Regions from separate parts of the Homo sapiens genome. Here region 1 is linked to region 2. A link is a contact called in ENCODE Hi-C or POLR2A ChIA-PET data. All regions are on one chromosome and are shown on one strand. The core of a region is the stretch at or near the end of the contact, and the rest is flanking DNA. Distances in the headings are between cores, read along the strand shown.

Region 1 (5,774 bases), core at 3,058-5,557, 470 kb before region 2:
ATCACAGGTGTGAGCCACCGCGCCTGGCCCAGGACTTTTATATGTCAAATGATTCACTGCTGTTTTTTTTTCCAGGTGGACCAGAAGTTCATACCACCTTTACACCCAGTTCTTGGAACACCCCTCCCTGCATTCTACTTCTGAGATGGAATTCTGTGCCATCTCTTTTTTTTGAGACTAAAGTCTCACTCTTGTCACCCAGGCTGGAGTGCAGTAGTGAGATCTCGGCTCACTGCAACCTCCATCTCCCGGGTTCAGGCGATTCTCCTGCCTCAGCCTCCTGAGTAGCTGGGATTACAGGCGCCTGCTACCACTCCTGGCTAATTTTTGTACTTTTAGTAGAGACGGGGTTTCACCATGTTGGCCAGGCTAGTCTTGAACTCCCGACCTCAGGTGATACACCGGCCTCAGCCTCCCAAAGTGCTGGAATTACAGGCATGAGCCAGTGCACCCGGCCATTCTGTGCCTTCTCTAAGCCCCCATGCTACAAGCTGCATACCACCTCATGTATCGCCCCCTGCTTGCCTCAGTGTAAATAATAATAATAAAAAAAATCTGTATCACAGAGCAGATGGGTCCTTTCTCAAGAAAGAGCCAATTATTGAAGATCTAGTGCAAGGAGAAGTCATAAATATCCCAGTTTGCTACAGTTGAGAGGCATTAACCACACAAAAGTGAAAGAAAACTGGTCTCTCGTGAAGGAAACATTCGAAGACCCCCCTAGTGCAGAGCTCTGGGATAAGTCCAGGCCACTGCACTCCAGCCTGGATGACAGAGCAAGACTCTGTCTCAAAAAAAAAAAAAAAGAGAGAATGGATATGGTAGAGACCACAGCTCTGTCCATCAGCTTTCTATTGGTTATGTCGAAGGACTTTCACTGTGACAGTGACATCCTGAGGTTGTGGGCTGTGTAGGAATTCCAGCAGGGTTGGAACACATGCTATCCTGGAAAGGAAGACAGACTTTGGGATTCAGGTGGAAGGACACAGTGTTAGGAAAGAAAGACGGAAGCTAAAGCTGAAGGAAGAAGCTCATGTTCTTGGGGCCAGCCCCTTCCTGGTCCAGGCGGATCCCTTCTCACCATAAGCCCCTCAACCCTAGCAGCCTCTGCCCCATACTGTGAAGTATTTCCCATTTCTCCCAGCCTCCAAAGAAGATTCTGGAAGCTTAGCCCTGGAAAAGCCTGAACCCCAGGCCCTGCCCCAGCTCTTCTGCACAGAGTATAAGACAGAGGCAATCTAGGGCCGGGCGTGGTGGCTCACGCCTGTAATCCCAGCACTTTGGGAGGCCGAGGTGGGCAGATCACAAGGTCAGGAGATCGAGACCATCCTGGCTAACACAGTGAAACCCCGTCTCTACTAAAAATACAAAAAAATTAGCCGGGCAAAATTAGCCGGGCGTGGTGGCAGGCGCCTATAGTCCCAGCTACTGGGGAGCCTGAGGCAGGAGAATGGCGTGAACCTGGGAGGCGGAGCTTGCAGTGAGCCGAGATCGTCACTGCACTCCAGCCTGGGCAACAGAGCGAGACTCCGTCTCCCCAAAAAAAAAAAAAAAAAAAGACAAAGGCCGTCTAAGAGTGCTCTCAATTTCCTTCCTTGCCCTCTTAACAAAAACAAACAGGACCCAGAGGATTCTAGAACCAGCACCAGAATCCGGGTTCTGGAGACCACTGTTTCTAAAGCTCCTCCAAGGAAGAATTTTCCAAAAACACGCAGGGAGACTTATTTTATTTTATTTATTTTATTTTATTTTATTTTATTTTATATTTTATTTTATTTTATTTTATTTTAATTTTATTTTATTTTATTTATTTTATTTTATTTTATTTTATTTTATATTTTATTTTATTTTATTTTATTTATTTTGAGACGGAGTCTTGCTCTGTCACCCAGGCTGGAGTGCAGTGGCGCAATCTCGGCTCACAGCAACCTCCACCTCCCAGGTTCAAGCAATTCTCCTGCCTCAGTCTCCCAAGTAGCTGGGATTACAGGCACCCACCAACATGCCCTGCTAATTTTTGTATTCTTACTAGAGACAGGGTTTCACCATGTTGGCCTGGCTGGTCTCCAACTCCTGACCTCAGGCAATCCACCTGCCTCGGCCTCCCAAAGTGCTGGGATTACAGGCATAAGACACCATGCCAGGCATTTTATTTATTTTATTTTATTTATTTTATTTTATTTTATTTATTTTATTTTATTTTATTTTATTTTATTTTTTATTTTATTTATTTTATTTTATTTTATTTTATTTATTTTATTTTATTTATTTTATTTTATTTTATTTACTTGAGACAGGGTCTCGCTCTGTCGTCCAGGCTGGAGTTCAGTGGTGCAATCACAGCTCACTGCAGCCTTGACCTCCCAGGCTCAAGGGATCCTCCAGCACTCAAGTGATCCTCTTGCCTCAGCCTCCTGAGTAGCTGAGACCACACATGCCAGCACGTCAGGTTAAATTTTTAATTTTTTGTGGGTTTTTGTTTTGTTTTGTTTTGTTTTTGAGACAGAGTCTTGCTCTGTGGCCCAGGCTGGAGTGCAGTGACACGATCTCGGCTCACTGCAAGCTCTGCCTCCTGGGTTCACACCATTCTCCTGCCTCTGCCTCCCGAGTAGCCAGGACTACAAGTGCAGGCCACCACGCCCAGCTAATTATTTGTATTTTTAGTAGAGACGGGGTTTCACTGTGTTAGCTAGGATAGTCTCGATCTCCTGACCTCATGATCCTCCCGCCTCAGCCTCCCAAAGTGCTGGGATTACAGGCGTGAGCCACCGTGCCGGCCTTTTTTTTTTTTTTTTTTTTTTGATATGGAGTCTCGCGCTGTCACCCCAGTTGGAGTGCAATGGCGCCATCTCGGCTCACTGCAACCTCCGCCTCCCCTGTTCAAGCGATTCTCCTGCCTCAGGCTCCCCAGTAGCTGTGATTGCAGGTGCCCACCACCACACCCAGATAATTTTTTTTTTTTGAGAGGAAGTCTTGCTCTGTCCCGAGGCTGGAATGCAGTGGCACGATCTCTGCTCAGTGCAACCTCCGCCTCCCAGTTTCAAGCGATTCCCCTGCCTCAGCCTTCCAAGTAGCTGGAATTACAGGCATGTGCCTTCACGCCCAGCTAAGTTTTTGTATTTTAGTAGAGACAGGGTTTCACCATGTTGGCCAAGATGGTCTCCATCTCCTGACCTCGTAATCCGCCTGCCTCAGCCTCCCAAAGTGCTGGGATTACAGGTGTGAACAACCGTGCCCGGCCCAGATAATTTTTTTTATTTTTAGTAGAGTTGGGCTTTCACCATGTTGGCCAGGCTGGTCTCGAACTCCTGACCTCAAGTGATCTGCTTGCCTTGGCCTCCCAAAGTGTTGGGATTACAGGCATGAGCCACCGCGCCCAGCCTAATATTTTAATTTTTTATAGAGACAGGATCTCCTTATACTGCCCATGCTGGTCTCATCAAGGGATCCTCCTGCTTCAGCCTCCCAAAGTGCTGGGATCACCTTAGAAGAGGGGCTGTAGTGTGGTGATGTCTGTCTGGGGATACCCAGGAATCACGACTCCAGCTCCTTCACCTCCCACACTTTCATAGGGTCAGCCCTGCTCCCATTTCTTAGTAGGCCAGAGTGGGAGGTTGGGGAAGGACATGCCTCTGATCCTCCCTCCAGGGCCTCCTCCCCCAGAATTTACAGGCTGCAGAGGTGGGGTAGGGAATCCCCCAGGCGGCTAGATGGGTCCTGGGTCCTGAAGTTGCGAATCGAATTGGTTCTCCCCCACCCTCGGATGGGAGAAGATGAGGGTGTCTTAGGAAGGCCATGGTGACAATGACAGGATCTGAGTGGGAGAGTGTTAGCAAGGCCTGTTAAGAACCCTGAGGTGAGGTCACAGCTTGGAGAGAGGGGCCCTGGGGTGCGGACTCAGTGGGTCAGGGCATCCACCCTCGTCTCCTGCCTCCCACCCCAGGGTGCCCTTTGAAGCTGGAGGGGGCTTTGAGCTGGGGTCTCCTGGCCAGATGCGCTGGGAGAAGGGGTGGAGCCGATCATCCCCTAGGCCTCGCCCTCTCCACCCCCACCCTTCAGACTCCCTTCTTGGCCCAAAGACCGTTTCCGGCAGTTGCAGGGGGCACCCATCACCCCCCAGGCTCCTGCCTTGCAGCTGTTCCCCAGCTGCCCTGCCCCACCCCAAAGACAGCTGGGAGCGAGGCCGAGGGAGGGGGCAGGAGCGGCCCAGCTGCTTGGCTCCGGGCTGGGATGGGGAGGGCGGCAACATGAAAGAGCTGGGGCCGGCAGGCAGCAGAGGAAACCACCCCCACCCACTCCCTCGCGGTGGCCTCGCTGCGGGCTCAGCACATCTGGGCCACAGGAGCTGTCGGCCCCAGTCTGTGGGGTAGGGAGACGTGGTCAGATCCCCAACCCTTCCCGGAAAGGGGAGGCGTGATGGCCTTTGGGGGAAGGCAGGAGGGGAGGGCTGGGCACTGGGGCACCTGTGGCTGCAGCCAGCCCTCCAAGGGGCCACCAGTTCAGGGCAGAGAAGGCCCCTCCGATGACTTCTGAATAAGCCTGTTCCCTGGGGCAGCCCCAGCTCTTTCTGGGCCTCCTCTGCCCCGACCCTTTTGGGAGCTGGGTGACAGCTGCTCCTACAAAGCCAGGGACAGCTGGGTGGCTGGGGACAGCTGGGTGGGTTAGCGTCTCCCTGCTTCCCTGGCTGCCTAGGGAACCCCCCCCAAGCCAACTCTGGGCAGCTGCTGCTTCACCTATAGATGTGTGCCTGAGCGTGTCATTGTCTGGAGTGGGCTTCAAAGCTGGGACATGGAGGGGCTCAAGCCCATCCCATTCCCACCAGAATGTCCCCTCCACATCTCAGTGGATTGACGCACCTGGGGAAAGGGCCTCTCCCCTCAGCCAAAACAAAACTAGGCCAAGTGGGAAAGAAATTAGGCAGCTTTTTATCTTGGCTCCCAACTCTTGGCACGGGGGATGTCTCAGGGCTCCTGAGAACTGGAGAAAGGGACAGTGAGACAGAAGCAGATTTGAGTGGAGTGAAGTGACTGTCCACCGGCACCTGCCCCCAGGCATCCTGCACCCTGGGCTGGAGGGGCACTGTGCTCCAGTCATTTCCCCACTCCCTTTAGCCCCAAACAGGTGCACGGGGAGGGAAGGGGTAGGCCAGCTGTTGTCATACTGCTCCTGGCTCCCTGCCACACTGGGGAGGGGAACAATGAAGCAAGGGTCCACCACCCCACCCGAGTCATCCTCTACTCCCTCAGGGCAGGAAGGCGGAGGCAGTTAGCAAGACCAAGGCTATGGTTTGGTCTGGCCAGCCCCAAAGTCTTTATTTTTCTTTTTTTTCTTTGAGACAGGATCTTGCTCTGTTGCCCAGGTTGGAGTGCAGTGGCAAGATCTCAGCTCACTGCAACCTCCACCTCCCAGCCTCAATCAAGCAATCCTCCCACTTCAGCCTCCAGAGTAGCTAGGACCACAGGCCCGTGGCACCACGCCTGGCTAATTTTTCGTTTTAGTAGAGATGGGGTTTCACCATGTGGCCCAGGCTGGTTTTGAACTCCTGAACTCAAGTGATCCATCCACCTTCAAACTGCTGGGATTCCAGGCATGAGCCAACGTGCTCGGCAAGCCTTTATTTTTCTGAGGGGAGGGGTGGCTAGGGGTCAGTGAGGCTTGGACCACTGGCATGGGACTTTTTTTTTTTTTTTTTGAGATGGAGTCTGGCTCTGTCACCCAGGCTGCAGTGCAGTGGCACGATCTCGGCTCACTGCAACCTCTGCCTCCCAGGTTCA
Region 2 (6,176 bases), core at 3,095-5,594:
CATGCCAGGCTGATTTTTGTATTTTTAGTAGAGATGGGGTGCTGTTATGTTGGCCTGACCTCAAGTGATCCGCCTGCCTCAGCCTCCCAAAGTGCTGGGATTACAGGCATGAGCCACCGCGCCCGGCCTGAAACAGCTATTAATAAACAAATGCCCATGATTTACCAGAAAAATAACCTACTACTATTAGAAACCAAATTAAACTCACTCTCCTATGAGGAAGAAAGTAAATGACTTCTAGAGCAATTTCAGGACCAAAAGGGTTTAGATAAAAATGAGACTGAGGAAAGTAAATAGAAAAGAGGAGGGAATTTGTGAGAGAATATTTTAAATGGTCTATTTTCAAGGCATGATAAATCTGTGTACTGGCAGCCAGCCTGCAGATGTGACAAACCGAACAACTCATGCACCTAGAAAGTCACGATAAGAGAACAGAATGTAGAGGAGGGGTCAGCCCATAAAAGGGAAGAAAGTTTCATTATTGGGAAATTGAAACTTAAGTGAGGAAGGGGACTGGGGTATAACCTTATAAGGGGATAATGAAACTTAGGCGATGTCCGGGAAGATTGTAACCCCATAGTACTAGACCAACGAGGAGCTGGGGGAGGGCCTTGCGTGCTAGGAGATAAATTACCTGTTGTAACTGCCCCGGGTATGCCTGCCTACCGGACACCTGATCTTGCAAGACCGCCATTAAGTCTCGCTTCTGCTGCATTTCGTGTCTCTGAGTCCATTCTTTGATTTTGGACAGGTGAGGGTTTCTCATAATCACTTCAAGTATTTATCATTTCTATGTGTTAGGAACCTTTAAAGTCCTCTCTTCTAGCTATTTTGAAATAGACAATATATTGTTGCAAATTATAGTCACCCTACTCTGCTGTGGAATATTGGAACTTATTCCTTCTATTTAACTGTATGTTTGTGTCCATTAACCCATCTCCCTCAGGCTCTAGGGACTTTGTGTTTTGGCTCTGTTTGCCCCAGGGGCAGCTTCCCTGGTGTGCTATACTACCTGTTCCCTAGGGTACAAGATACTGTGTGCTAGAGCAACCACATCAGAGGGAACCTCTACTGGGTCCAACCACGTCTGCTGCTTCAGCCCTCCAGGTGGACACAGGTGGATGTCAGTGAGGCTCCAGAGATGTGGAGATGCAAGGGCTGTTGGGCCCCAGGACAGAATGCAGTCTGATAGGTGCTTAGCTCTAAAAATGATCCCATGCTGCAGCTGCTTAGGGGTCATGGAGGAGGGGTGTGGGACCCAGTGTGAGCTCCCTCTCTAGAGCACTGACGTCACACAGTCTCCAGGCAGCTCCTACACTATTCTCAGGGCCTGCAAGGATCACGAGGTTCTCCCATGTCTCGGGTTTCAGGTGGGAATGTGGATCACTAGGGATCTCTCATTTACACTTTCCCACACTGGGGAAACTCCTTGGCCTCCCAGCCAATCCTGGCCTGCAGAGCTGGCTGTCTCGCTTCCCTCTCCTCCTGTGCCTCAGGTGTTTCCTGTCACTTCCCTGTTGAGTTCCAGTGGTCTCCCTTAGATGCTTGATTCAAAGTATTATTATCTATTCGCTATTTTGGTTCTTCTTTGTGGAGGAGGCAAGTGCAAGATGCCTCCAGTCAGCCATCTTCTTTTTGTGTTACCAAAACACGAGGGGTTCAGTCCAGGTCCTGCTGCTCGCCACACTGAAAGCCAATGACTGAGACGACAAGTATTGCCAAGGAAGAAGGCTTTAATCGGGTGCTGCAGCCCAGGATATGGGAGCTCAGCCTCAAATCCATCTCCCTGACTGACTAAAACAAAGGGTTTATATAGCAGGGAAGAAATGTAACAATGTGTAGGCAAACAGGAACTAGAGAAGGGTAAGAAAGCAATCGCGATGAATGAGGGGTCCAAAGTCTATCCAAATGTAATGATCTGATGAGTTTCAGTTTTCTTTTTTTTTTTAAAAGGCCTAAGGGTCCTTTCCTGAGGAAGGAACTCAAGTAGAACAAATATAAGGTTCAAGCTTTAAGATCAGAAAGGTCAATTTCTATGTTTATCCAAAAGAACAGTCTATGGGACTATTGGGTTGGTTTCAGTGCCCCCTTTCTATTGATCAATTCCTCAATCATGAGGAATCTGGTTGTCTATCTTTCTGGCTGCTTCATAATGAGGAGGGGTGTCATAGGCAGCTCCATACCATGGGTGACCATGTAGCCATCCAGGGATCAAAGGTTAATCTAATGTAGAGTTTCTTCTGACACATGATATTTCTCTCTACAGTCCACTGCTTCCACCAAAGACAAATCACAGCAGGACCAATCTACCTGCAAAATAAGCTGCAGTCCCATATAATCGACCTGATTACCCACACACAGTGCAGCAAGAATCATTGTCCATATAGACTCTCCCAAATCAGCTTTGCTGGAACATCTCACAAGACCATTTCAGTCAAAGCCCTGAGAAAATAACCAGTTCCTGGCCAGGTGTGGTGGCTCACACCTGTAATCCCAGCACTTTGGGAGGCCGAGGTGGGTGGATCATGAGGTCAGGAGATCGAGACCATCCTGGCTAACATGGTGAAACCCTGTCTCTCCTAAAAATACAAAAAAAAAAAATTAGCCAGGCGTGGTGGTGGGCACCTGTGGTCCCAGCTATTCGGGAGGCTAAGGCAGGAGAATGGCGTGAACCCAGGAGGCGGAGCTTGCAGTGAGCCAAGATCATGCCACTGCACTCCAGCCTGGGTGACAGAGCAAGGCTCTGTCTCAAAATAATAATAATAATAATAATAATAATGATAATAAAACCAGTTCCTTCAATTGTGCCCTGTTACAAAAGAAAATATGTTGTTGGTTTTTTTTTTTTTTTTTTTTTTTGAGATGGACACTCGCTCTGTTGCCCAGGCTGGAGTGCAGTGGCACAATCTTGGCTCATTGCAAGCTCTGCCTCCTGGGTTCACGTCATTCTCCTGCCTCAGCCTTGCGAGTAGGTGGGACTACAGACGCCCACCACCACGCCCAGCTAATTTTTTGTGTTTTTAGTAGAGATGGGGTTTCACCGTGTTAGCCAGGATGGTCTCGACCTCCTGACCTCGTGATCCGCCCACCTCGGCCTCCCAGAGTGCTGGGATTACAGGAGTGAGCCACCGCGCCTGGCTGAAAATATGTTGTTATTAAGTATATGCAAACATATACATTGCCATGAATTAAGAATATTCACAAATAGTTTACAAATTTTGGAGAAATTAGGCAGAGAGAGATATATGACTCAAATTCTGTTTACAAAAGTATACTCAGCTGGGTGCGATGGCTCACGTCTGTAATCCCAGCACTTTGGGAGGCTGAGGCTGGTGGATCACTTGAGGTCAGGAGTTTGAGACCAGCCTGGCCAACATGGTGAAACCCTGTCTCCACTAAAAATACAAAAATTAGCCAGACATGGTGGCGCACGCCTGTAATCCCAGCTACTCAGGAGGCTGGGGCAGGAGAATCACTTGGGTCCAGGAGGCGGAGGTTGCAGTGAGCCAAGATCACGCCACTGCACTCTAGCCTGGGCAACAGAGTGACACTCCATCTCAAAAAAATTAAAAAGTACACTGCACTTTTGCTGGGTGCAGTGGCTAGCACTTTGGGAGGCTAAGGCAAGCAGATCAGCTGAGGTCAGGAGTTCAAGACCAGCCTGGCCAACATGGCAAAATCCCATCTATACTGAAAATACAAAAATTAGCTGGGAGTGGTGGTGCACACCTGTAATCCCAGCTACTCAGTAGGCTGAGGCAGGATAATTGCTTGAACCCAGGAGGTGGAGGTTGCAGTGAGTCAAGATCACACCATTGCACTCCAGCCTGGGCAACAGAGCGAGACTCCATCTCAAAAAAAAAAAAAAAGTATACTCCACTTAATACACTTAAAGTATGCTTAAAGGCTATAAACAGCTCAAAAGGAAAAATTATTCAGACTCTGAAAAAACAAAAAGAATCAGCAATATAGCTGGGCGTGGTCACTCACACCTGTAATCCCAGCAGTTTGGGAGGCTGAGGTGGGTGGACCACCTGAGGTCAGGAGTTCGAGACCAGCCTGACCAACATAGAGAAACCCTGTCTCTACTAAAAATACAAAATTAGCTGGGCATGGTGATGCATGCCTGAAATGCCAGCTACTCAGGAGGCTGAGGCAGGAGAATCACTTGAACCTGGGAGGCAGAGGTTGCAGTGAGCCAAGATCCGCCACTGCACTCCAGCCTGAGCAACAAGAGGGAAACTCCGTCTCAAACAAACAAACAAACAAAAGAATCAGCAATATTTCAAACAAAAAGCCATAAAAACTATTTCAGTTTCAGTTTCAATTCATGCAATCAACTCTTGCTCTGTTTCATATTGAGTTAGCAATCTTTATGAACACACCAGCTTTTCAATTACAGTCCTGGAAGTTTTCTCTCTAATTCAGTGGCACAAACCCCAAAGTTATCAGAAACCTGCAAATCAAAAGTCCTTTTAATGAACTCCTCCAAAGAAGCAAGCCCTGGACTGTAGCTGATTGTAAGTCACTTTTTGAGAAGAATCAAAGCAAAACATCGATTGTGGTTGACAAAAGTCTTTTTTTTTTTTTTGAGACAGAGTCTTGCTTTGTTCCCTGGCCTAGAGCACAGTAACACAATCTCAGCTCACTGCAATCTCTGCCTCCTAGGTTCAAGCAATTCTCCTGCCTCAGTCTCCTGAGTACCTGGGACTACAGGTGTTCGCTGCAGATCTGAGCCTCCCTGTGCTCTTGTTGGGGCCAGGAGCAGGCAGGATCCATCCCTTCCTGGGTGCAGCTGCAGCAACTTGGTCCACAGCTCCAGATACAGGCCTCCAGTTCCACAGAGCAGGCAGGAACCCCACCCCGCTGTGGGGTGCTGCAGCCGCCCAAATTGGGGCTGCAGACCCAGGCATCCCTGCACTCTTGGGGGGCCTGAAAAGGCCCCCTCCTTGCCCTTGTAGGCTCAGAGTTGCCTGCTCCTGCTGCTTGGCCTCTCCCTGCTCTTGCTGCTTGGCCTTTCCCTGCTCCCGGTGCCCACTCTGATCTTGGACCAGGCTTGGGGCCAAGTCCAGGGGCTGTCACAGTGCTGCCAGGTGTGTGCAAGCTCAGGGCAGTGCTGACACGCCAGTCCCCTGCTGCCCTGCCCCCCTCTGGACTTTGGGCACTGAGGAGTGCAGGAAGGGAAGTTGAGAGGGGCTGAGAGTGACTGGTGCTGGCCTGCAGGTGCCCCTTGGTGCCAGCAGCCTGGGCACTATGGATGGCTGTGGAAGGCAGACAGGCTCCTGGGTGGAAGGGGGCAAGTCCCCAGTGAAGCCCCACCTTCATGCCAGGACAGGCCTGAAGTGTGGGGGCCAGGCTGCCATTCCTGCTGATTGGAGGAGGAACTCATGGTGCTTTTTCCTGTGGACCAGTCAGCACACACTCCCTTCCCCGAGCCACATAAAAGCCCTGGGCTCAGCCACAGCAGGGCAGAGGTTGGGGAGACAACAAGAGGACCAAATGCAGAGAGGAGCTATTCCCCCTGCTGATAGCTAGAGACAATGGGATGGCCAGCTGGCAGAAAGGAGCTACCCTCTCTGCTAAGAGCTTCAGAGACCAGAAGAGACATTGCGTGGACCAGCTTCAGAGAGGAGCCATCCTCTCCAGGGCCTCCTCTCTGCTGAGGGCAGCATACGTCAAGATGACCAGTAGCAGACAGGAGCTGTCCTCTCCAGGGCCTCCTCTCTGCTGAGAGCAGCAGACGTTGGGACAACGAGTAACAGAAAGGAGCTACCCACTGTGCGTCTCCCCTGAGCTGCTCTAATACTAAATAAAGCTCCTCTTTGTCTGGTTCACTTGCCTGAGTACCTCATTCTTCCTGAACGCAGGACAAGAACTCAGGCAAAGCACCACTGGCCACAGAGGTTTCTGGCCAGAAAAATTGACATCCAGTGATCCCGTAATACTACTTTTCAAAAAATTTTCATGAAGATCATTTGTTTTGGCTGGGTTTATAATTTTATAACCTTCTATGCCAAACCCTGAAACCTCAAAATATCTACCAGAGACAAATATAAAATCCAGACAAAAATGTATGCTCACAATTTTGAAGACATTTTTATTTTCATTTTACCAATAATTTTACAGCCAGCTGGTTTCGAAAAAATTTACTTAACTCACACGAACTTGAAAATTGC

Evidence for each region. A loop is a pair of places that touch in the nucleus more often than their neighbours do. ChIA-PET counts read pairs that join two places held with the same protein, here RNA polymerase II (POLR2A). Pooled maps may share reads with other maps.
Region 1: a loop to region 2 is called in a pooled map, with 3 times the contacts of the local background. The contact joins two enhancer-like sites. A Hi-C loop is called at or near these places in 3 of 50 pooled maps. POLR2A ChIA-PET finds 5 or more read pairs at or near these places in 3 of 52 experiments (CD4-positive, alpha-beta T cell, WTC11 and activated T-cell).

What each region holds. Positions count from the first base shown.
Region 1 is chr10:102,659,809-102,665,582 of GRCh38, reverse strand. No RefSeq gene overlaps it. Among named protein-coding and RNA genes, the nearest start is that of TRIM8, 18 kb to the right of the region's middle. RefSeq lists a silencer at 4,256-4,315. Within about 2 kb of position 4,307, at least 25 of the 41 ENCODE cell types and tissues checked have a DNase peak (open chromatin) inside an H3K27ac peak, as active enhancers do.
Region 2 is chr10:102,187,724-102,193,899 of GRCh38, reverse strand. No RefSeq gene overlaps it. Among named protein-coding and RNA genes, the nearest start is that of ELOVL3, 35 kb to the left of the region's middle. Within about 2 kb of position 4,344, at least 3 of the 41 ENCODE cell types and tissues checked have a DNase peak (open chromatin) inside an H3K27ac peak, as active enhancers do.